3 separate regions of the Mus musculus genome follow, and regions 2 and 3 are each linked to region 1. The links are chromatin loops, found by intact Hi-C in ENCODE. Cell type or tissue: heart. All regions are shown on one strand.

Evidence for each region. Hi-C counts contacts between places; a loop is a spot of excess contacts. Peaks named below come from ENCODE experiments on the same cell type or tissue, not always from the same donor. Only the 100,000 strongest peaks of a DNase experiment are listed, where the experiment ranks them.
Region 2: it touches region 1 in a loop (2.8-fold over the local background); 7 of 42 quality-filtered maps call a loop at or near these places.
Region 3: a loop joins it to region 1, with 4 times the contacts of the local background. A loop is called at or near these places in 9 of 42 quality-filtered maps.

Annotation. Positions count from the first base shown.
Region 1 is chr6:72,093,971-72,101,970 of GRCm38, forward strand. It overlaps St3gal5 (ST3 beta-galactoside alpha-2,3-sialyltransferase 5), which reads left to right and starts at 3,638. Exons shown (of 7, transcript NM_001035228.2): 1 at 3,638-3,812. The coding sequence starts at 3,734. In heart, CTCF peaks have their summits at 3,793, 3,994 and 4,889 (motif pointing left); a DNase peak (open chromatin) is centred at 3,551; H3K4me3 peaks cover 3,848 bases; H3K27ac peaks cover 5,622 bases.
Region 2 is chr6:71,945,998-71,953,997 of GRCm38, forward strand. It overlaps Polr1a (polymerase (RNA) I polypeptide A), which reads left to right. Exons shown (of 34, transcript NM_009088.3): 15 at 2,353-2,502; 16 at 3,343-3,526; 17 at 4,583-4,665; 18 at 4,766-4,924; 19 at 6,989-7,087. Among named protein-coding and RNA genes, the nearest start is that of Gm26628, 14 kb to the right of the region's middle. In heart, a CTCF peak has its summit at 152 (motif pointing right); DNase peaks (open chromatin) are centred at 3,934 and 4,784; H3K27ac peaks cover 702 bases.
Region 3 is chr6:71,923,635-71,931,634 of GRCm38, forward strand. It overlaps Polr1a (polymerase (RNA) I polypeptide A), which reads left to right. Exons shown (of 34, transcript NM_009088.3): 7 at 956-1,063; 8 at 2,650-2,755; 9 at 3,015-3,177; 10 at 5,675-5,845; 11 at 6,031-6,153; 12 at 7,960-8,000. Among named protein-coding and RNA genes, the nearest start is that of Polr1a, 19 kb to the left of the region's middle. In heart, a CTCF peak has its summit at 4,495 (motif pointing right); a DNase peak (open chromatin) is centred at 6,587.

The DNA.
Region 1 (8,000 bases):
TCTAATCAGCATAGGGCCCTATAATTTAAATACTCATCTTATAAACAGATAAAAATAGATTAATTGGGACTGGGGAAGTGGCTCAGTGGGAAAGAGCACTTGCTGAAGACCTTAGTTCAAATCCCCAAACCCCACATAAAAGCTGTGCATGGCCACCTGTACTGGAACCCCAGTGCTGCGGTGGGGGAAGGGCTGATTCCAGGAGCTTACTGGCCAGCCAGCCTAGCTACAAGTTCACTGAGAGATGCTGTCTCAGGGAATAAGATGAAGTGGCTCAGAGACACCCCCTGTCCCATCCTGACCTCCACATGCATGCAAAGACTTGCATATACTAGATGAATGTATACACAGAGTCCTACACACATGCACACACACACACACACACACACACATACACACACACACACACACTTTTTAAAAAATGTTTTCTGAAAATACATGATTGATTCTGTTTACAACTCAATTACCAAAACATTTTTCAATCATATTCCATCACTTTGAAGCAAGTGTTTTAAATGAAGTCTTCATTCTGTTATATAAAATAATAAGAAGAGCCGGGCAGTGGTGGTGCACAACTTTAATCCCAGCACTTAGGAGCCAGAGGGAGTTGGATTTCTGAGTTCAAGGCCAGCCTGGTGTACAGAGAAAGTTCCAGGACAGCCAGGACTATACAGAGAAACCCTGTCTCAAATAACAAAACAAAACAAAACAAAACAAAACAAACAAAAGAAAAGAAAAAGATGCCATTTCTATAGAAATGAATGAATGAAAGGTAACAAAAATAAAAATAGAGAAAGATGCATACTCAAGAATCTTTTTAAAAGACTTATTTTTAGTTTGTATGTATGAGTATTTTGTCTGCATGTATGTCTGAGTACCACATGCATGCAGTGGCCACGGAGGCCCGAAGAGGGCATTGGATCACCTGGAACTCGAGTTACAGGGACATGTCCACAGCCCCGTCAAGGATCTTTATAATTGGGTACCATGAATTGTTTTGCTGTAACAGGGTCTTATGTAGCACAGGCTCGCATCAAACTGGCTGTGTAGCTGAAGATGACCTTGAACTTCTGATCCTCTTTCGTCCACTCCAGTACACTGGGATTCATTCCATTCATGTACTACCCCACCCAATCGTTTATGCTGTTTTGATTAGTGATGGGCAGTTAGTTTTGTTCACCTTTTGTGTCATGAGATTATTATACAATAGTTTTGACTGTGGAGATTCTCTGAAAGGGTCCCGGAGACAACAAGGAGGACACAGACCGTATTTATCTTTTTTTTTTTAAACTTCAAACAGAACCCACCCAATAGAACCAAAAGTTAGACAAACTTACCAAAATAGAATATTGCAGCTCACAAGGGGAGGGTGAGAGGACGTCATTAGATTAACTAATGTAGTAAATGGAAAAAGTGAATTTAGGAAGTGGTAGCTGCTATCTCTGATTTATTAGTAGTCCTACTGTATGGTAGCCAGAGTCTGGAAGCTTCTCTGAAGCCACTCAGTAAACCATTGAAATCTAGTGGCTGATTCTAGTGTGTTATTTGGGGACTTTGGGAGCAGGTCTTCTTTTCCTTCACTAAGTGTCAACTAGGTGACAGAGCTCATGAATATTTGAAACAAATGTCCCAGGAGACTAAGACAGAAGGTAGAGTTCACTTCTTACACTTCATTGCCCTCAACTTACACCTACTCTTGTAAGGCAGGATGCTTCCAGCTTCCAGGACAGCCCTTACTGCTAAGAGGGTGGGGCTCCACACAGGGAGATGTGGGAGAGAACCAAGGCACAGAGATGTCAGAGCATCAGACCACACAGGCAGGCCTCAGGCTGGTCCAATAGTAGGAGAGTGAGCGGCTCTGCAATCTTTTTCCTGCTATAGTCATTCCAGGCAGCTAGCTAGTGTCTGACCAGCCTTGGCCAACCCACTGGCTTTAGCCACATGTCAGGCTTTCTTCCATCTTTTTTTCCCTTTCTAGACTATTTCCAGTGTCCTCGCTTTAAAATCATACAGATTTGTTGTTTTGGATAGCCATGAAAGTAGAATCCACCTACTCCGTTCTTTCCTATGTCTTTATTCTTGGCATTGACTACCCAGAGAGCATCCCCCAGTTCCCAGGCGACCATGTTCTACTCTCCACCCTGGAGAAAGAGCAAAGAGAGCAAGCTGCTGTAAAAAGGAAAACTGATAACGGCTCTTGGCTCAGGGTCTAGGATCTTCCTTCTCAAAATGAGAGGGTTATTGTTCGGTAAAAGATGGATAGCCATGCTTGATTGGGGCTGGAGAAGGGAGTTCTAAAAGCTAGCCCAGGGCCTCTTCCTGTTTGTACAGGCTGACAAGCTTCCACTACAAAGCTTCAATTTTCTCAGCTGATACACAGATCTAGCACGGGACCTTGAGCAGACCCAAAAAGGAGTTTGCTATGCAGTCACCAAGAAAACTGGAGCTGTTATCTTGGAAAGCGTGCCTCCTGACTATCAGAATGCCCCTTTGTGGTTAAATGTTCTTGAGGTCGAAGGCAAGCTATTCCAATATAACAAAGACTATGGCACTAGGGGATTTCCCACACACACATGCAGTAACAAAGGGTCTGCATCCTCAGAAGAACTTGGCTACATTATATCATTTACTCTGCGCTTTGGATCCCTTTCTTGTCGGCTTTTCTAGAAGATCATGGGGAAAAATATCCTAAAAGGGAGATCCAGTCCGGTTTTAGGCCTTTTTAATGCACCAATTTTGGGATTTATTAAATGTGTTTTTAAAAATCGTATGGCATTTCCTTTCCAAAATAAGGTGTGAGAGGCCAGGGCCTCTCTAGCTTTCAGACAAATAAGATTTGAGCGCTCCAAGCCCAGGTTCTGTTCCTGCTTCGGCCTCCAAATGACTTCAAAGCTACTCACCCTCAGTCCCACACAGACCTCAGTTCCTTCTCCTGTTAAAACAAGTTGGTTGGCTTTGGTAACTAGCACAGTAACAACCGTGTAGCCTAATCGTTCTCAACCTTCCTAATGCTGCGACCCTTTAATACACTTCCTCAAGTTGTGGTGGTAACCCCTGACCATAAAAAGTATTTTCGTTGATACTTCATAACTGTAATTCCACTACTGTTGTGAATCGTAAATGTAAATAAACGTGTCTTCCATTGGTATTAGGCGACCCCCAGGTTGAGAACCGCTGATTTAGCTTGTCCTGGTATTTGTCTCTTGGGTCTCAGGAACCCAGGACCAGTAATTACCTGAAGACCAGTGGGCAGCTGGCGAATAAAGCACGTGACTACGTCAAGCCCCTTAGTTCCCCAGCTCCGACTCCTAATTGGATGCTCAGTCAAAGCCTTTAACCGGTCCAGAGCCACCTTAGGTTCTCCGGAACGCCTTCCACTATCTAATCACGCGCAAGCCTGGGGAGAGTTGAAGAGATCCCCGAGCGCGGGGCACCCTCATCCTAGGCTGCCTGGCGCCCCACCTACTTCTCGGCTGGAGTTGTCCCGCTCCCCCTCGCACTAGCAGTCGGAGGGGGCGGGGGGACAGTCCGCTCGCAGGCGGGGCCTCGGCGCACTCTGATTGGTCTCCCTTATCCTCGTGACGCGCGACCCCGCCCCCGCCTACCCCCACCCCCCTCAGCATCCGCGCGGGGGAGCGGACTGTCCGGGGCTGAATTGGCGCGAGCGCGGCGCCGGGGGCTGGCTGGGGCGCGGGGCCCCGGGCTGGCGGCTTGCCAGCGCTCCCTCCCTAGCATGCACACAGAGGCGGTGGGCGGCGCGGCGCGGAGGCCCCAGAAGCTGCGAAGCCAAGCAGCGGCACCTGCCTGCCGAGGTACGTGGCGCAGCCCCCAGTCGGCAGAGCGGACACCGGGGAGCCCAGATAGCGGCGATCCGCCTTTGCGATACCCCAGGCCCAGCGGCTCCTCCCCAGCCCTGCGACGCCGGACGCGCCTGCTAGGGGACACGGGCGGAGGGTCGCGGCCCCTGGCTGCCTACATGGGCGCCCCCGGCGCAGCCTGCGCAGGTGTGGACGCGGCGCTGCGGGTAAGGATGACCTGCCCCGCGTGGCAGGTCCAGCCAGAGTGGCCCTCTTCACGTCGCTTGGTTCTGGGATTTTAATTCATTGCTGGAACCTTCTGAGCCGGCAGAGTCGAATAGACTCAGTGTCTCCCTTGACTGCTTTGGGGAACCTTGTACAGGGTAACTAGTGGCGCCTGAACCCTCCTGGTGCATCCATGTGGGTAGACGTGCAGTGTGAAAGTGGGTAGCTTTCTGCTGGCAGAAATTCACTGGTGACCTTCCCTGCCCCCTCTCTGCGGCCAGTCCTGCGGAGGAGACACATTGGGAGACCGTTTTGGTTTCTTGGAAATTTTAAGCTGTGTCCTGACGAGGGGACGCGTTCTTTGTGCGCTGTTTTATTTGTTTGTTTTGCGGAGAGGGTGTTAGAGAACAATTGGTAGGACCCCAGTAAATGAAAGCTCTTGTCCCTACTGCACATCAGCTGGATGACCTTGGCAGACACTGATATCCTCCTGTGGGGAGCTTGCTCTCCAGGTCTGTACTGGAAGACTTAACTTGCTGTTGGCTTGGGTCTCTTCCACAATGAGTTTGTGGTTTTAACCATTTAGAATAAATATGTCAATTGGCGAGAACTCTGTAGAATCACTAGCTGACTTGGAAATGAAATTTTTATACCTTTCCCCCCAGTAATTCAGTCTTAATTCACATATATGAATTTTGCCTTTGCAAAATTAGGTGTAAATGTAAGTAGATGTACTTAAAAGGAGGAAGAGGCATTTTTATGTGTTGTGCTTTTTCTGGGACCGATGGGTTTCAGGTTCCTTCAGCCAAGAGCTGTGCTGGGTTTTAGACTTACAAAGGAAGGAGACTCACACTCATCTCTGCCCTCTGGTGTCTAGCCAAGCCTTCCCTTGGTTTATGACTGTAAATCCTCTTCTACCTGCAGCCCTACGCAAATGCTGGGCCTGAGAAGAGGGATTTGTCTGCTGAAAGAAAGGACCAGAAAAGTAGGTTTTGGTTTCTTTTGTGTAATTCCATATCCTGACAGCTCAGAATGGTTTCTCACATTGCTGGTTGCAGGGCTAGGAATTGTCTGATTTCCAAGTTTTTGGTCAAGAGAATATTAATATGAGCTTCCAGAGCACTGTAGTCAGAGTGCTGCATCTCCTGACACTCATGTCTGCTATGTGGTCGGTGCTGTGGCTATCAGGCTGATAGTGTTTTCTTTGAGACTTGAAAAGAAATTGAGATGATTGGAGGTTTGGGTGGCTGTTTTGTTGGTTGGTCGGTCCGTTGGTTGGTTGGTTGGTTTGGGTTTTTGAGTCGGGGATAGCATGCTGTTCAGGCTGGCTTTGAATTCACTGGTGCATCCGAAGCTGGCCTTGAACCACTGATCCAAGTGCTGGGATCACAGACTTGTGCCAACATGCCTGGCTTAAACAGAGTAAGAGGAGGTGTGACAAGGCTTCTGGAAAATGGCATGCTGGGGGCTGGCAGGAAATTCTAAAAGCACACATTTATGATGATTCTGCAAATGCATTCAGCTTGACATACACTGGTCACTGCCCCATGTCATCAAAACAAGTCAAATGGGTGACTGGACAGGGAGGTAATCAAGAAACACACCTGTCGTTGGCTTGCCTCCTCCACCTCTTGCTCCCTTACTGGGCTTGCAAAGTAGTAGAGAATTAGCAGCTGTCTCTTGGCAGATTAATGGTGTGCTGGGTAGTTTTTAATGTCAACTTGATGTAACTTGGAATTATTTGAGAAAAGAAAGCATCATTTGAAAAAAAATGCCCTTACCAGATTGTCCTGGAGGCAAGCCTGGGAGACAGTTTCTTAAGTGGGGAGGGCCCAGCTCATTGTGGGCTAGTGGTCCTGAGTTGTATGAGAAAGAAGGTTTAGCAATCTCTGGGGACCAAGTCAGTAAGCAGTGTTCTTCCATACTCTCAGCATCAGCTCCTGCCTCTAGATTCCTGCAGTGTATCAGTTTCTGTCCTAACTTCCCTCAGTGATGGACTGCAACGTGGAATTGTAAGCTGAAATTAAACCCTTTTTTTTCTCCCAGTTGCTTTGGGTCATGGTGTTACAGCAGTAGAAACCCTAACCAAGACATGTGGGGAGGAGAAAGAGTCACCCTCCACGTCTATCTAGCTTTAGAGGAGGACTTTATTCTGCTCTGCTTATGGAACCAAGAGAACAGCCGTCACCCTCCAAGAGCATGCTCTTCATTCCAGTCTGGCTGGGAAGGCTTGGCATAGAAACAACTGGGAATATATAATATATATATATATATATATATATATATATATATATATATATATATATATATATACAATAACAGCGGAGGATGGAGAAGCAAGGACTGGATCAGCGTGGGTGGCAGGTGTTAGCAGAGGGGGTGTGGGAGGAAGCCATAAATATGGATGGTGGCATTAGAGCTCTCCCGGGAGAGAAACCCAGGAGCACTCCCATAGAGGGAATTAGTGGGGTGTGTGAAGGAGCAGGGGGAAAAATGAAGTGAGAGGCTCCATCAATCGGTATTAACTTACCTGAACACCAGATGAGGTTTGTTCCTCTTTAAATGTTGTGTAGGTACTTGGAGCACGTTTGTTCATTTCAGCACTTGGGAGATAGAGGCAGGGGGATAGGAGGATTGGGAGTCCAAGATCAGCTGCTGCTATAGAGCAAGTTAAAAGTCAGCTGGGGTATAGGAGATGCTGTCATGATAGATACACACACACACACACACACACACACACACACACACACACACGAAGCCAGTGAGATGGCTCAGTGGGCTAAGGTGCATGCTGCCTAGTGACCTGAATTCAGTCTCCAGAGCCCACACAGTAGAAGGAAAGAACTAACTCAGTTCTCTCCTGACCTCCACGTTTAGAAACGTGTGTAGGGAAAAGCAGAGCCACCTAAAGTAACATGTGCCACCCTCAGATCAAGGGACAGAAAACACCAGGACCTGTGTCCTACCCAGTCAGTCACCGCCTCTCCTAGCAGTTACCCTGGTCTGACCTGCTTCTCTCACACCGTGCTGACTTGGAAACCTGTGGCGTGTGTCTTCCTTTATAAGCACTAAGTGACAGGGAAGGAGCAGGGAACCCCGTGCTGCCTGTGGTTCAGTGCTGTGGCTCGCGGTGGTCACAGGGTAAGTTTGGTGCCTCTTGTCTGTCATCAGTTGTTGAATGTCAAGCAACTTCCAGTGTTTGTCCGCCCCAGGTAGTGCCGCTGTCACTGCTCTGCAGGTGCCTGGCTTTGGTAAGGCATGCCTTGAGTGTGTTATGGGAACCTGCAGGGCAGTAGGACACACACCCCCACCCCACCCCCCAGGCAAAGCTCTTTTAGTCTAGTCTCAGAATGAACCATGGCGGGAGCTCCTTCATCCTCAAGGATGAAGGCAGCAGTTCCAGATGATGGTGCTGGCGGTGCTTTTTCAGTAGGAAGTCTCTGCCAGGCCCTGTTCTATGCGGCCCCAGGAAGATCAGTCCTACAGAGTCCTGGCTCTCCTTGGGTCTTAGCACAGGGCAGGCTGAGCTCCAAGAGCCTCTTGAAGTGGAGAATGTGTCTAGTTGACCACTTAGTTTGCTCTTAGTCTCCACCCAGCTGAATGCAAACAAACCTCCACCCAGTCTGTTTCACTTACCTACAGGAAAAGCCTTTTCTTGCTTGAGTTTTTAAGCAATAGAAAGCATTTTGACAATACGCAGGGGTGAATTTTTGGATCATGAATGAACCCCTGTACTCTGGCATTCTCTTTTCCCCCTCAGGTTTAAAACCATCCGGGGTTATAATAGGTTGGTATCATGTGACTGGGTTTGATAAGCTCAACAAACAGCGTGTGAAAGGTCTACTTTATGAATAATAAATACTTAAGTCTTTTTGAACATTGAAGCCACTTTTAAAGGTGTTTGTTTTCAGGCAAGGGTTCGTAAAATCCAGTCTGGCTTTGAGTTTTGACTCCCACCCCCCTTCCGCCCCCCAGTGC
Region 2 (8,000 bases), 150 kb before region 1:
CCCTGTAATCATCGTCTGCTCTGAAAGCAGTGTTACCTGCCTTCTTTATTTTTATTTCTTACTCTTATGTACACAGGTATTTTGCTTGCATGTGTATCTGTATACCACATGTAAGCAGTGCTTTCGGGGGCCAGAAGAGGGCATCACATCCCCTAGAACGGGAGTTAACGGGCAGTTAGCTGCCTTGTAGGTGCTGCAAATTGAGCCCAGGTTCCCTTTTAAGAGGGGCAAGTGTTCTCAACCACTGAGCCACCTCTCCAGCCCCAGAACCTGTAATACCTGTCCATTTGTCCCAGCACTGCTCGCTCTCTGGAGGAATGTACTTGGCAACTCTTCCCAGGCCGGCCCATTGTCCTCGGGACACCGCCTCCCTCTGCAGAGCCCCTGCTTGAGAGAGTGTGCGCCTCTCCAGGCCTTCTTTCAACTACTGTTTGCTGATGATAGCCCTTCTGGTTGACTCAGGAAAGACACCCTGACCTTTCAGTACTAACATTAATTCTAGTTACATCAATTTACCTGTGGCACTTAGCTCTGTAAAAGCTTGGTGTCAGGTTATGGGCTTATCAGTCTTTTATCAGTGTGACACCTGTTCTTTAAGGCGTTCATTTAAGGCTGTGTTCAGCATGGAGACCTGGAATGTATTTAAAGTAAACGGTACTGTCAGGAGTTAAGTCAGATCAATCTTTTGTGTAAATACTTGTTTTCCCAGGATTCATGTTATAATCCTCACTCGCCGCCGCCCCCCAAGATAGTATTGCAGAATGAGGCTTTTGGGAAATGTTTAGGTCATGGGAGCAATGCCCTTGTGAGTCTTCTAAGTACTCCATCCGCAAAGTCAAGACAGAGTAAGAAGTCTTCATTTATGAGCTAGAAAGCATGGTGCTCCCCAGACTCTGAGTCTGCCCCCACAACTATAAGAGATACATTCCTATTCATGTCCTGGGCTGGTCAGGGCATTTGGGTATAGTCGTCAGATACTTTCCTTCCATTCAGCTAAGCCTTTCCACTCACCCTTCAGTCCCTTGCCCTAAAATGCATGATCTTGTCTGACTGCCCTGGCTGGCTGAGGCCTTCCATGGCCATCTTACTAAAACAGCCGTGCCCTCGTACACTCTGCTCTTACTTTTCCTTGATCTGTTTCCTCCAAAGCAGGATCCTCGAGGAATCGAGGCTCCAAGGAGCACTATTCTCTCCCCAGTGCCTGCCTCATAGTAAACACAGGGTAGATAATTGCCAGGGAGTGGATGCATCTTGTCTGCAGGCTGTGAACAAGCAATGCTGGGTCCCTCAGTGCTCCTCAGTGCGTGACCAATACCAGGCACCCCATCCCTGATGTCTCACTCCGGGTCTCTCTCAGATGCTTAGGCCTCCCGTGGGGAGCTGAGCGCCTTAGGTAGTTTTAATGTCTTTGCCTCGAGAATACAAGCTCTGTGCAGGTAGGAAGTCATTAAACTTGGTAGTGATTGTCCCCTACTTGAGGATGACTGAAGAGTGTGTCTCAGCTTTCCCTCCAGGCAGGTAGGGAGGCTTAGAAGCCTCACCATCTCTCTCAGCTTCTCTCAGCTTTGTGAAGTCTTCATTTTTGTTATTTTACCACATTATCTGATATTTGCTTTAACCCCAAAGCAATTTCTATTTTTCCTCTCCTTCCTTTGACCTATTCAGAAATTGAATGCAAGTCATAGAGATTGCTCACTTTAGGATAAAGTGTTTTCCCCTAGTTGCTCTGCTTGGTCTCATACTGACTTTGGCAATATGTTCTAATTTTCTGGCTCATTCTGTTTTCACCTGGGTCTAGCTTGGCCTCTCTTCAACATGTCTCAGTAAAGCTTCCAGTAAAAGTACCTCCTCCTCCTCCTCCTCTTCCTCCTCCTCCTCCTCCCCCTTGCCCCCTCCTCCTCCTCCCCTCTGTCCTGCTTCCCTCTTACAATGCCTCTCTTTCCTCTCTGTGTGAGAGTTAGGCATCTGTTCTGCCAATCTTTCATCGCTTTGCTTCTCAATTAGACATCACTTTCAAAAATGAGTTCTTCCTTCTACAAACTAACTTTACCTTCATTGTTAGGATTAAAGGTGTGTGCTGAGGTTGTGTCTGTATTCCAGCCAGAGGGATGAAAGGTGTGTGCTAAGGACTGAGTCACACCACAACTAGAATGTTAGTGAATAACACAATCTTGGGGTTCACTGTGTGATCAGATATCCTTCAACAATGATGCTTTCATGTATGTTAGTGTATTTGGGGGGGACTTGTCTATCAGAGGACCTGTTTGCCTTACTGTGCCTTGAGAGCATGAGAGACTGCATCCTGAGGTGACAATCCTTCCCCTTCCAGCATATTGTCCTTCTTTTTCCCAGGTTGTGTCGACCCTCCTCATAAACATAATTCCAGAGGACTACGCCCCCCTGAACTTATCTGGAAAGGCAAAAATTGGCAGCAAAGCCTGGGTGAAGGAAAAGCCACGGCCTATCCCTGACTTTGACCCGGACTCCATGTGTGAGTCCCAGGTATGGCTGCCCTTTCTAAAGTGAATCTCTGTTCCTGGAGGTAGGCAGATGAACTTGAAAAAACAAGTTCAAAAACTGATGCTGTGCCTCAGAAGACAAGTTGTCTTTCCGATGTGGTCGGGGCTGCCCTCTGCCCTCTGGCTCTCATATGAAACGCCTGCTGATTTGGGAAGGCTTCCTAAAGCTGGTGCTGATACCTCAGTGTTTACAGCACAGAACTTGCTCTGTCCTTCAAGACCCCTGAGAGATGTGACTTAGCCAAATGCTGTGAGGTTCTCATTCCCACCTCCAGACATTCAGAACCAGGCTTAGAGGAGGCCAATGTGGTCACCCTCCATTACTTCACCCCTGTGAGAGCACACTCCCACCAAAGACTACCAAGGCCTCTGCGTGCTCGTGGTAAGCGAGCATCTCAGGTCTGCTGCTGGCTGTATTTTTAACAGGGCCTGCTCTCCTCTACCTCCCTCTTCCCTCTTTCTATTCATGGGGTGTTGGTTATTGAACCCAGGATCCCCTGAACGCTTAGCATGAACTCTACCAGTGAACCCCACCCCCACCCTGTGTCAGATGCCCTATGCAGACCTGGAGCAGCCACTGTTTTTCCCTGTATAGATCATCCACTTACTGTGTGCAGTTAAAAACTTAGCCAGTGTGTATTTGTCTCCCCCATCTAAAGTGTGTATTAGTTTCATATATTCCCTTCTACTTTCCCTGAAGGATTTGAGGCAGGTCACAGTAAAGGGACATAAACAATAAAACTAAATAGTACTTGGCTTATATGGGTAGCTCCTATAAGAGATGACCCCTGCAGCCCGGCTTTGGTGACCCTTCCCTACACAGGTGATCATCAGGGAAGGAGAGCTGCTCTGCGGAGTGCTGGACAAGGCACACTATGGGAGCTCTGCCTACGGCCTGGTCCACTGCTGCTATGAGATCTATGGGGGTGAGACCAGCGGCAGGGTTCTCACCTGCCTAGCCCGCCTCTTCACTGCCTACCTCCAGCTCTATAGAGGTTTCACCTTGGGTAAGTACCCTGCTTGTGGCCCTGGCTCTGTTCACCTTACAGGATGGCACCTAGGCAGTTTTCTTGGTCGATGTTTAGGCTCTTGCCATCAGTGCTATCCACTGACTTTGCACAGCCAGTGCTCCTTTCCCTCCAGCAGTGCAAAGCAACCCTCCCATCCCCGTTCTGTCCCTTCAACCCACTCGTTATGATAGCATAAACTCCTGCACCCAACTCACAAGTGAAAGCCAGACCTAACCAACAGCCGTGCTTGAAGCTCTTCTAGCCCAGGGCACAGACAGGAATGGTTCAGTGCACTGGTGACCTATGTGCCAAGGGTTGACAGAGCAAGCAAGGCCATGCTAGGAGGGAGGAGAGTTTGGGGGAGGGCTGCCTAATTGGCAGAGATCATCATTACAGGGATGGCCTGGATGCGACCTCATGCAGGGTCTGCTTTTATGCTTTTGGCTTCCACGGAAAGGAATCATCTCCTCCTCTTCCTGCTTGCATAGAGTCTTCAGAAGCCTCAGATTTCCAGCTACTGTAATGGGACTTCCAGATGTTTGCTCTTGCTCTTAAACAGTCAGTTGTTGCCTTCCCACTCAGATCTCTTAAGTCTGGCATTCTTGTGTAGAAACAAAACATTGTTGGGTTGAAAAGAAATTACTGTACTTGACGTGGATGCGTGCTTGCATGCATGCATACAGCTGTAGATCGGGTTCCTGGGATACTCACTGTCAGCCTCTCTTCTACTGCTGAACAGCCAAAATCTCTAGCCATTTCATCCCACATATATTTATTGGATGTAGCCAGCAGAGCTTCTGGCTAAAAAGCAGAAGTTTGAAACTTAAGCCTCGGCTTTCTTCTGTGTATCTCAGTTTTGAGCCCTAATTGTATCACTTACGAAAGAGAAGTTGTAGTGTTTAGGCCTCCATGAGCATTCATTAGTGTTAATATAGCTGTTCCAGAGTTTCTCTTACCTGTAGCTCTCAACTTTGGGTCAAAGCATCACCAAGTTTACTAGCCAGTGCAACATTAGGCCTGGGCCCTGTTGATCTTCTCTGTTTGACTTTGCAGGTGTAGAAGACATTTTGGTTAAGCCAAATGCAGATGTGGTGAGACAGCGTATCATTGAAGAATCTACCCAGTGTGGACCCCAGGTAAAGAGGAGGACTGGGAGGCTGTGGTCTGCTGTCCACCTTACAGAATAAAACCACGCCCTCCTTTGGCTAGAGCTTCCTGTTCCTTTCTTCGTTCTAGGCTGTCAAGGCTGCATTGAGCCTGCCAGAAACTGCATCATGTGATGAAATCCAAGGGAAATGGCAGGATGCCCATCTGAGCAAAGACCAGAGGGATTTTAACATGATTGATATGAAGTTCAAGGAGGAAGTGAACCATTACAGCAATGAGATTAACAAGGTTAGCCTGGCCATACAGTGCACAAATCCCCATCTTTTTGAATGCTGATTTCTGTTGGTTTGCTTTTAATTACATTTGATTCTCACCCTGAGCCTTTTAGATCAGCCCAACTAGGTGAAGTTTGAAGTTGGGTAGGTAGAATCCGTCTTTGTGAAGAGCTCACACAGAGTCTGGGAAGGCCTTGGTTTCATGCAAAAGAGGAACGCTTTGAGCAGCATTTCTAAATGTGTTTCCTTTGAAGTTGCTGCATTAAAGGGGCTGAAGAAAGAAGCCTGCCTGTAGAACCACTCCACTGTAGGTAGATGTACAGAATGAAAGGCAGAAGTCTCTGATGCTTGTGCAGCAGCACCAAGGGAATGCCTGGCCTCCTGTTGTACTTGGTCCTTGCTGTGTGACCTTAAGGAAGTCGTGTGCCTGGGCACTGAGTTGTTCTCACCGAGAAGCAGGCGTGTGAGGATGCTGAGCCCCTCCTCTGGCAGTCCTGGAGGAGATGGGACTCTGCATGGGTCAAGGTCACATGTGCTCTCCCTGTGCTCCAGAGCCTGGACTCCCCGTCTTGTGGTTTGGAGGAGCCACCAGCCAGGAGTCTGTCCTGAGCAAAGCAAGAACGAGGCTACTACTCAGCATCAGTCTGTCTGTGGATCCTCTCCCTGATGTTCAGTTGGTGGCCTAGAGAACAGCTCTCCTCAGTAGAAAGTTGTATTCAAGCCGGGCGTGGTGGTGCACGCCTTTAATCCCAGCACTCAGGAGGCAGAGGCAGGCGGATTTCTGAGTTCGAGGCCAGCCTGGTCTGCAGAGTGAGTTCCAGGACAGCCAGGGCTATACAGAGAAACCCTGTCTCGAAACCCCCCCCCCAAAAAGAAAGTTTTATTCAGAGGAGCCTTAGCACTGCCTGGGAAAGCAGGAGCCTTGCCCTCCAGAGCTGACAGCACATCTTAGAATAGATTCTTGTCCCGTGGCTCACTTCCTGCCCAGGCTCTGCCGCTCCTGTGCAGAGTTGGGTGTCTAGATCTCCAGACAAAGGCTGAAACAGATTCAGAACCCATGTCATTGTCCCCCAGGATCTCCCTGTGGGCTTCCTCACTTCTGCTGGCTTTTTGCTGAGGCAAGGCTCCCAACCCAGTGCTTGGTGTTGTGCTGGTGAGTGTGGACATTGGTAAAATGCTGGCTCTTTGGGGAAGCAAATGGTGCTTTCCTGTGCTGATTCATTAGTACCGTACCTTAGATTTTATTCTTTGTTTACATTTTTTTATTATCTTATTTTATATTCATTGATGTTTTGCCGACATGTTCTGTGTGAAAGTGTCAGATCCCCTGGAACTGGAGTTACAAGCAGCTGTGAACTGCCGTATAGGTGCTGGGAACTGAACCTGAGTCCTCTGGAATAACAGCCAGTGCTCTTAACCACTGAACTATCTTTCCAGCCCAGATTTTATTCTTATCAGTGTCTTATCTAGTCACTGTTCTATTGCTGTGAAGAGACACCATGACATGTAAGGCAGCTCTTATAAAGGAAAGCATATAATTGTGGGCTTGCTTACATTTTCAGTGGTTAGTCCGTTGTCATGACAGGGAGCATGGTGGCACGCAGGAGTCATGGTACTGGAGATGTAGCTGAGAGTTCTACATCCTGATCCATAGGCAGAGGCTTTTGAAACCTCCAGTGACACATTTCCTCTAACAAGGATCCTCTGATCCTTTAAGATAGTGTCACTCCATGGTGATGAGTCTCTGGGCTATTCTTATTCAAACCATATCTAGAGCCTCCCAGTTGCATTTGCCAGCTCCCCACCCCCAACCCTCCCCTGCTTCCCAGCCATTTATGTTTCCTTATTTGGTGAGGTTTGACCAGTGAATGGAACCTGGGGCTCCTGTGAGTGTGGCAGAGGCAGGACACATCTATAGGCTTTAGTGAAAGGATAATCCAGATAAGGCTTTCCTTTGTCTTAAATGCAGTTCACTCTTCTCTCTGGCTTTATTGGTTTTGTGTCATAGTTTTACCTTCTGAATGTGGGATTTCAAAAAAGATGAAGTCGCTGACCAATGTGTTGATTTAATCCACAGGCATGTATGCCTCTTGGCTTGCACAGACAGTTCCCCGAAAACAACCTGCAGATGATGGTGCAGTCAGGAGCCAAAGGGTCAACCGTGAACACGATGCAAGTATGAACAAAAGTAGCTCAGCCAGTTTGCCGGAGGGGTGGGCTGATGTCAGGAGTCAGCTTTCAGGTTTATTTCTGCTTTTAAAACATCTCCAGTCCATGTAAAATATAACTAACAAGACTAGAAAGCCCTGAAGCATATAGTAGTCAGTGCAGGTGCTAACCACTGTCAGGACTCAGACAGAGCTGATGGAAGTATGCAATTAGATTACATACCATATGAGGTGTATTATAACAACAGGCATTGGTCTGTTTATATATGCATGTTATATCTGCACATCATCCGTCTATGTAGAGTTTCAGTGAAAACCTTGATGTTGAAATAAGGAGATGCCTCAATCACTGAAGTGCTTGCTTCACAAGCCCAAGGACCTGCGCTCAGGGCTCCAGAATCCACGCAAAAAGCTGGGCATGGCAGTTGATGTAGTCCCCTTGTGGGTGGGGTAGGCAGATCCCCAAAGGTCATGCTGGTCAGCCATGCTAACCAAAATGATGAGTTTCAGGTTCAGTGAAAGACCCTGTTTCAAAACATGAAGGTGAAGAGAGATTAAGGAAATACCTAGTGTCAACCACTGGCCTTCACAATTACACACATGAATTCAAACACACACACACACACACACACACACACACACACACACACCACACAGAATCTTACAATGTTGTATGACTACTGCTTTCATTTACACTGTAAGCATTGTTCTAAGGATCATTTACCTCTTGAGTCTCATTATTGTCCCAGAGTTCCTTGGTGCTATGGAGACATTTTCACAGATCTTAGTGTCTGTTTTGATGTGGGGTGGTTGTTGTTGTTGTTTTCAGTCCTTGGGGGTCTCTTAGAGAGTATGCACCATCCTTAGGTGAGTGCCAAGACAGTGTGGACGAGAGGCTGAGCAGATGAGTGGGCTGACTTC
Region 3 (8,000 bases), 170 kb before region 1:
AGGACTCATAGTAGCTGAAGAGAACCAACTCCCAAAAGCAATGAGAAGACAGCTTCCCTGTGTGTGTGTGCACAGTGGCACATATGTCCTCACACTCACACAATTGAAAAATCACCTCCCCACATTTACTACTGTTTCCCTGACCCTCTCTGCTGGGTCCTGGGTCCATGAGACAATGCTGCTTGTTTTCTTCCAAGGCCTCATTCATGCTAGGTGCCTATTCAACACTTATCTATATCCTAGCCCAATAATGTTCATTTAGAAAAGCTAACACTGAAATCAATCTGAATGTCCAAATAGAAGAGTGTGGTTAAATAAATTAGGAAATCTCCTCAGTAGAGTATCGTGCAGCCATAGAAATGATGATTGGAGCTGGGCATGGTTGCATAGACTAAGCCCAGCACTTGAGAGGTGGAGACAGGAGGATCAGGACTTCAAGGCTAACCTGGGCTACTTAAGGTTGTCTCAGTAACAAGCAAAAAAGTGTTTAGATGAAAGCTATATAGCAATTGTCTATGTGTCCCTCTTATAGCACCAAATGAACAGAATTTTGATGAAAATAAATCCATGCAAGATTTTCGGGTTTTTTGAAGTAATACCTCACTGTAGCCCACATTGTCCTAGAACTAATGATCCTCCGCCTCGTCCTCCTAAGTCCTGGGGTGACAGGCCTGTGCCACCAACCTGGCACAGTCTCAATGTCATGTACGGTATTTACATGAACCAAAGCACTAGAAAAGAAAGTTTAAAAGTGAAAATAGTTATGTTAGTAATATGAGCGAGTGGGAATGCCCTGGTGTATTCTTCCACTCTGGTTTTATATAATAGTGTCTTGTGTTCGTTACTCCCGAAATCAGAGTGTGGGTGGAGATCCGGGCTGAGGAGCTGCTTCTCTGTAGAATGATGTTTACGGTTGTTGAAAGAATGGGGGGAATATGGGTCTATCTCACTACAGAAGGAGTGCCGGAAGCTCCAGGAATTGACAAGGCTCAGATGGGGAAACGAGGGTACCTGACCCCAAGCAGCGCCCAAGAACACCTTTTCGCCATTTGGAAGAATGAAGGTACTAGAGAAATTGTCTGTCTGTCTGTGGATTTGATTTCCTGGATCATTTTATTAGTCCACCCTCTTACTACCTTAACTGAAGTTCTAATTAATGTAGCTCCCACCTGTAATTTCTCCACTGGTCTGGGGCAAGCTTCAGGGCACATTGACTTAGAGCCATTAAGAAGCAAGGTAGGTCACACCCCCTACCAAGAACTTGGTGCAGCCGAGCCCAGTCACTGCTGCACTACTGCATTCTGGAAGGCTTATTGTCACTCATCTTTTTCAGATGTCCACTAAAAGGGATGTTTTAGCTGGGCAGGTGGCACACACCTTTAGTCTCAGCACTTGGGAGGCAGAGGTAGGTGGATCTCTTGAGTTCAAGGCATGGTCTATATAGTGAGTTCCAAGAAAGCCAAAGCTACTTAGTGAGACCATCTTGAAACCCCCCCCCCCAAAAAAAAGATCTTGTAAACATTCATTCTATGCAGATTCCTTCTGTGAATCAGAGTGAACTTTTGTATGTTTCAGTTCCCTGCAAAAAGGGAAATCTTCCCCTTTCTGAATACATAAGATGGCCAGTGCAGAGACCTCGAAGTCCTCAGCCATCTTCCAAGATGGTGTCAGGGCACTAACGATGGTCTCTGCAAAGGAAGTGCTCTGGGCACTGATTGGTCTCTGCACAGGAAGTGTTCTGGGCACTGATTGGTCTCTGCACAGGAAGTGTTCTGGGCACTGATTGGTCTCTGCACAGGAAGTGTTCTGGGCACTGATTGGTCTCTGCACAGGAAGTGTTCTGGGCACTGATTGGTCTCTGCACAGGAAGTGCTCTGGGCACTGATTGGTCTCTGCACAGGAAGCTCATAGACAACCATGGTATCGCCAGGATTACAAGAGTGGAAAAGTACCGCATTCGTTAAGTGCTTTCTGTGGCAGGCTTTACTCAGGCTTGGTTCATTTTCTCCAAGCAGTTTTAGGTCAGCTTACTTACGTCTCTGATCCAGTTTGCAGAAGAGCCCTCTTCACATACCTATAGAGAAAGGATGTTCCATTATCTTTTGTTTTTAAGAGACTAAACTTTATTTGACTTGATTTTTTTTTTTTATTTTGATTAATTTTGTTCAGAGTCCAAAATAGCAAACATTTTTTTTGTTTGTTTTTTGTTTTTCGAGACAGGGTTTCTCTGTGTAGCCCTGGCTGTCCTGGAACTCAGTTTATAGACCAGTCTGGCCTTGAACTCAGAAATCCGCCTGCCTCTGCCTCTGCTGGGATTACAGGCTGTGCCACCACGCCCCTGCTTGCAAACATTTTGTTATGTATGTAAGATTCCACACCTAGGAGGGAGGGTGACTTAAGCTTCCTGTTTCTTCATAGCTCATTTCCTTACTGAAGTACCGTTGGCCCTCAGCATCTTCATCTTATCTTACTGCATACAAGCTGTCCTATGCCCAGGCTGACTTTGTTTGTTTTTATAAGAAGTATTTTCTTATTCTGCATAGCATCCCATATCCTGTTTTGATTTGTTTTTTTTTTCTTAGTAACATTTTTATGTTTTTATGCATAAATGGCTTAAATGGTCTTGTTGGTTACTTTATTTCAACACAGGATTCTTTCTGAATTATCTTTTTTCGGGATTGGATGATATTGGCCCAGAGTCCAGTTTCAACCCCAGTATGTTCTTTCTAGACTTCATAGTCGTACCGCCATCCAGGTAACTCCTTTTAACTTACTCTGCATGAAAAGGGTGGGCTGAGGAATTGAGCAGGGTCACGTAGGAGGGCCTGGAAGGGTTGGGCCACTGAGAAATCAAACAGCTGTCAAACCAAGGTTGCAGGTAGTGGCCTGAGCATTCTCTGTCATTTGGTTGTCCTAGACATAGGTGGTTGTTTCTAGTGGACTGAGCTGTGCTTCTTTCAGTAAATAGTTAGGAGGCTGAAAAACATTCATGAAGCCTGTATGCCACCCTGTAGGTACCGTCCCGTCAATCGCCTGGGTGACCAGATGTTCACTAATGGCCAGACAGTAAACTTGCAAGCTGTCATGAAGGATGCAGTTTTGATCCGGAAACTTCTGGCGTTGATGGCCCAAGAACAGAAACTGCCCTGTGAGATGACAGAACTCACCATAGACAAGGTCAGAGCTGCCTCGGTGTTGATACAATGTCTTGGTTAAGGACAGGTTTGGTAAGAACTACACACTTGGTTCTAACTGTGTGGACACAGATGTTGTGGCTGCTGCAAGATGCTACCTGCAGTGGGCAGCACCCCTGGTTGGCAGTGTGACTTGTTAGGACAAGTGCAGGCCTGATTATAGATAAATGTAGGTATTGTTTGGGTTCAATATCCAAAGATCATGCCAGTGGTTTTAGTCACTTTGATTTCTTGGACGCATCTTCACTATACAGTGTATGACATTTATGGTGAGGTTTCACACCCAGGCTGTTCTTGGAGGTCTCAGTAGTCATCTTCCCTCCGGCTCTAAGGATGTGTGTGTTGGCTCAGAAAGGTCTTTAGCAATGGAGCCAGGAAGACGATGTAGAATGGGATTTTCTAGAATAAGACCATCCCCACTGACAGTTACCTAGCCCTTTCCAGGTCTTACATCAAACTCTGTAAATTAAAGCTAAATTGGGTATTCAAAGTGACTTGCCAAGGTCACTCCATCCCTGAACTGTGGTCAGGATGTAAATAGAATGGCTTTTTCTAGCTTTGGAGAGACAGACCTCTCATATTCCATGTCATTTGCTCAGACAGTGCTGCTATAAGCCAGGGTTGTCCCAGGGTGACACCATTGTCTCCTGGGCACATAGCTTTGGATGACTTCTTGACCCTTTGTCTGGTTCTACTGAACTTTACTGATGAGTCAGTGTGGATGTGCTTTTAACAGCATAAGAAAGAGTTGCCATCTGCAGGTCCTGGTCCAGTGTGGAAGACTGAAGACCATAGGATAATCAAATCCAATGAGTAGGAATGAGAATTTTATTTTAGTGACCCTTAAGAGTAGAGACTAGCTTTTGTCAATAGTAACAGGGCTCTATCTCTAGGGGGAAAAAAAAAAAACAAACAATACTGTCTTGATCCCTCGGCTAATTTCCCTTTAATTAATTAGACATATTCTTGTTTTTTTCCTATTTGTGTTCATCATTGTATTCCCATGGCACTGATCTCTCAGGAGCTGTCCCCTAGGGACTAGGGACATACCAGAAGCCAGGGGACAAGGTCTTGTTCATTTCAACAGCAATCATGTGACTATAAGCAGTGAGTTTGACTAGACAGGCCTCTGCCATCATGCAGGTGGTGAAAGGACTGTAATGTTGTCTGCAGAACTATATGTACCCTCCAAGATGACTCCTTTATTCCCTGGTAATGGGGACAAACCCAGATTATCACTGTGGCATTGTCATCTGCCTTCACACACTGTTTGTAGCCAGATGGGGCCAGTAGGTGGTGCTCTAAGGACCTCTGTGTTTCTCTTCCCTGGGTAGGTAAGAAGAAGAGTCAGGATTAGGGATAGAAATATTTTTACATGATTAGATAAATATTTAAGCTTGAGGATGAGCCAGTTAGCTTAGTCTAACCCACTTGGGGACTCACATTATAACTGGTGACATACAGTATTATATGGCAAACATTTTTCTTAAGAAATTATTCTACCTGCATTAAAATAATAGTAATGTTATTTGGTGGTGGTGGCTGTTATTATTATTATTGTTATTGTTATTATTATTATTATTATTATTATTATTATTATTATTTGGAGACAGGGTCTCATGTATGTAGCCCATGCTGGCCTTTAAGTTACCATATAGCCAGGGCTGCCCTTAAACTTCTGATGCCCTGCTGCCACCTTCCAAGTGCTGGGCTTACTGTGTGCCCCATCGCTGCCAGTTTCTGTGCTGCTGGAGATGGAGCCAGGGCTTCCAGCAAGCTAGGCAAGCCCTCCACCGCACTTTTATGAATTCACTAATGTTTTCCTAACCCTGTAACTGAAGTAGCAGTTCCATATGAAACTGTTGTCTGGTGGGACCCTCAGCAACAGAGTGCCCACGGGAAGGGCTGCTAAGACCCCCTTGGTTTGGGTGGACTAGACATTAAGAAGCTTAAGATAGAACCTGCTTACGTTATTTTTTAAATCTTAGTGTAGTTTTGATTTTGAGACCAGATTTTGCTCTCCTACCTCTACTTCTCAAGTGGCTGATAATTATAGATATATGCAATGCTGCTGTGCTGATGAATTTTGAGTTCATTTTATAACTAAAAGAGACAAGCTGATACATTCATAGAGGGGCTGGAGCTGATGTGTACTACTGATACACACTAACAAGTACAGTACCATCTGTCAGCTTCCAGGGCTTCTTTTCTTTTTTTAATATAAAGATTTAATTTATATGAATATGGTGTAGCTGTCTCCAGTCACACCATAAGAGGGCATTGGATCCCATTACAGATGAGTCACCATGTGATTGCTGGGATTTGAACTCAGGACCTCTGGAAGAGCAGTCAGTGCTGTTAACCTCTGAACCATCTCTCCAGCCCCCTTCCTGCTCCCCTTTTTGTTTCTCATTAAGGGCTAGGTTGAGTAACCAAGTGTTTTTTCAATCACTCCTATTTTCCTGCCTTTATCTTCCCAGGAAAATGACTCCTCAGTGGCTATCGACCGATCCTTCCTGGGTTTGCTTCCAGGCCCGTCTCTCACAGATAAACTTTACAACATTTGGATTCGCCTTCAGAGCCACGTCAATATTGTGTTTGACAGTGAGATGGACAAATTGATGTTGGAAAAGTACCCTGGCATAAGACAGGTGAGCAGTGAATTGGATTCCGATCACATGTTGGTGAGGGTCAGCAGCTAACAACTGGTCTGCATCCCCGGCTCGCGTCTGCATGTGTAGAAATAAGTGCACATTATACTCACTGTTTCAGAAGCAAGAAGACAGTAGACATGACTGAACTATTTAATATTCTGGCACTTTTTTGCTCTGTGTAGATCCTAGAGAAGAAGGAAGGCCTGTTCCGGAAGCACATGATGGGAAAGCGAGTTGACTACGCAGCCCGCTCGGTCATCTGCCCAGACATGTACATCAACACCAATGAGATCGGAATCCCCATGGTACGTGTTTGTGGGCAGGCCTCATTTTGCTACTGGTGGCTGGGAGATAGGTGTGCCATCAAGGGCTGGGGACAGAGTTGATGGTAGATCAACATGGCTCCAATGGGGACAGCTTCCACTGCTTCACATGTGGAAGGAACTTGAGGTACAAAATGGTTTTGCCATCCTAGAAGACTTTTGCCCCAGAGCACCTTAACCTAGTCTTTAAACCTTTCTTGTCCAACTGAGTCCATGACGGGAGAAGAGGAGGGCAGGGATGTCAGTCCGACTTGAGTGTCTGGCAGTGGAGATGGGAGAGAGCCCTCAGAAGGACAGCGAGTGTGTATCATCTGTCTCTCCCAGTTCCAGGGGTGAGTGGCTTGCCTGGTCACCCATTAGCGCTCCTTGGCGAGCCAGCTTCCTTTTCTCACTTCCCCGCCAGTTAAAGCCTTGGTGCTCATTAGCAGCACTCTCTAGCCGACTTCCTCCTTAATGGGCCTCGAGGTCAATAATTCGAGGACGGTTTAATTCCCTCTGTGCAGAGTTTCATTTCCTTACACGCCACCCTGCCTCTCTTGGGGCAGCTGGTAATAAGCAGAGCTAAAGTGTTCTGAGTCTTGGGCACAGTTTGGCTTCCTGGGCCTGATGTGTCAAGAACAGGCAGAGAGCACAGTTCCTGGGTTCATTGCCTCCCGGGAACCAGAGGTCTTCGCATCCAAAAGCTGAAATATATACCAAGGAAAGCCAGTCATAATATCCTTAAGTTTGAATCTCTGGGAGGAAAGGCCTGGTAGGCAGAAGGTAGAAGCCATCCAGGCTCTGACCTCAGTGCCTGGAGTGTCCCCAGCTTTGCCTTGTACCTCCATAGCATTCTGATCTTTTCTTTTTAAGATCTGGGTTTATTTGCTAATAGCTTGTATCCTGAGGAGAGACTCTAATGCTCTCCACCTTATTGACCCCCACCTTAACCCAAAATCTCAGAGCCATGTAGGCCTGAGGTTAATACAGGGTGACCAGGAAGAACAGTGCTAACCCTGCTCCCCTCCCCCACAGTGCACCAGAGGGGTTATGGGAACAAGAAGGTGAGAGAAAATGAGACTAAGCTAACCTGGCAGGGTTCCACACACCGGAGCACTGCCTCCTAAAGCTGTGGGCCGAGTGATGGGCAAACAGTAAACAAGCCCATTAGCTCGAAGTGAAGGAGGCGGGGCTCTACACTGCTCCCACATACAGACCTGGAGCTTTCACATCCTGGGCTCTGGAGTCTGTGTGTGTGTTGAAGGAGCAAGTAAGTGAACATCTGTGACTCGGAAACTTACTTCGCTGGAGAGAACTCACTTGCTTTAGAGCAAGTTTCAGGCCTAGTGTTGACAGAAGAACACTTCACGTTCTCAGGGGTCAGAATTGCAAATCCATTTCCTCTTCAGCGCCACTCTCTGATGCCATGCCTGGGCTCAGTGGAGGTCACTAAGCAGTTAGTGACACCTGCTGGGATGGGGAGGGGTGTGGTCGCTTTCAAGCAAGTGCCCCGTACTACCCCTTTGGCAACACAGACTTTATTGGCGGACAGGAAAGGGTGACGTTTTGGTGGGTGTACATTTAAGAGAACTAATCTGTAAGTTGCCCTGTCTGTTCCCTTAAGAGAGCAAGCCTAGCAAAATAGTTCAGCAAAGGAGACATGTTGCTCTGCCTGTAGAAAGGCCTTGGCTAAGCAAGACAGCTCTCCACAGTTTGGGAAGAAACCAGGCAGCTCATTTTGTTAGCTTTTGTATTCCTGTAACCTTTGTCTGCCCATTCTGAATTTTAACATGCCATCCTTCTTTCTAGGTATTTGCCACAAAACTGACTTACCCTCAGCCAGTTACCCC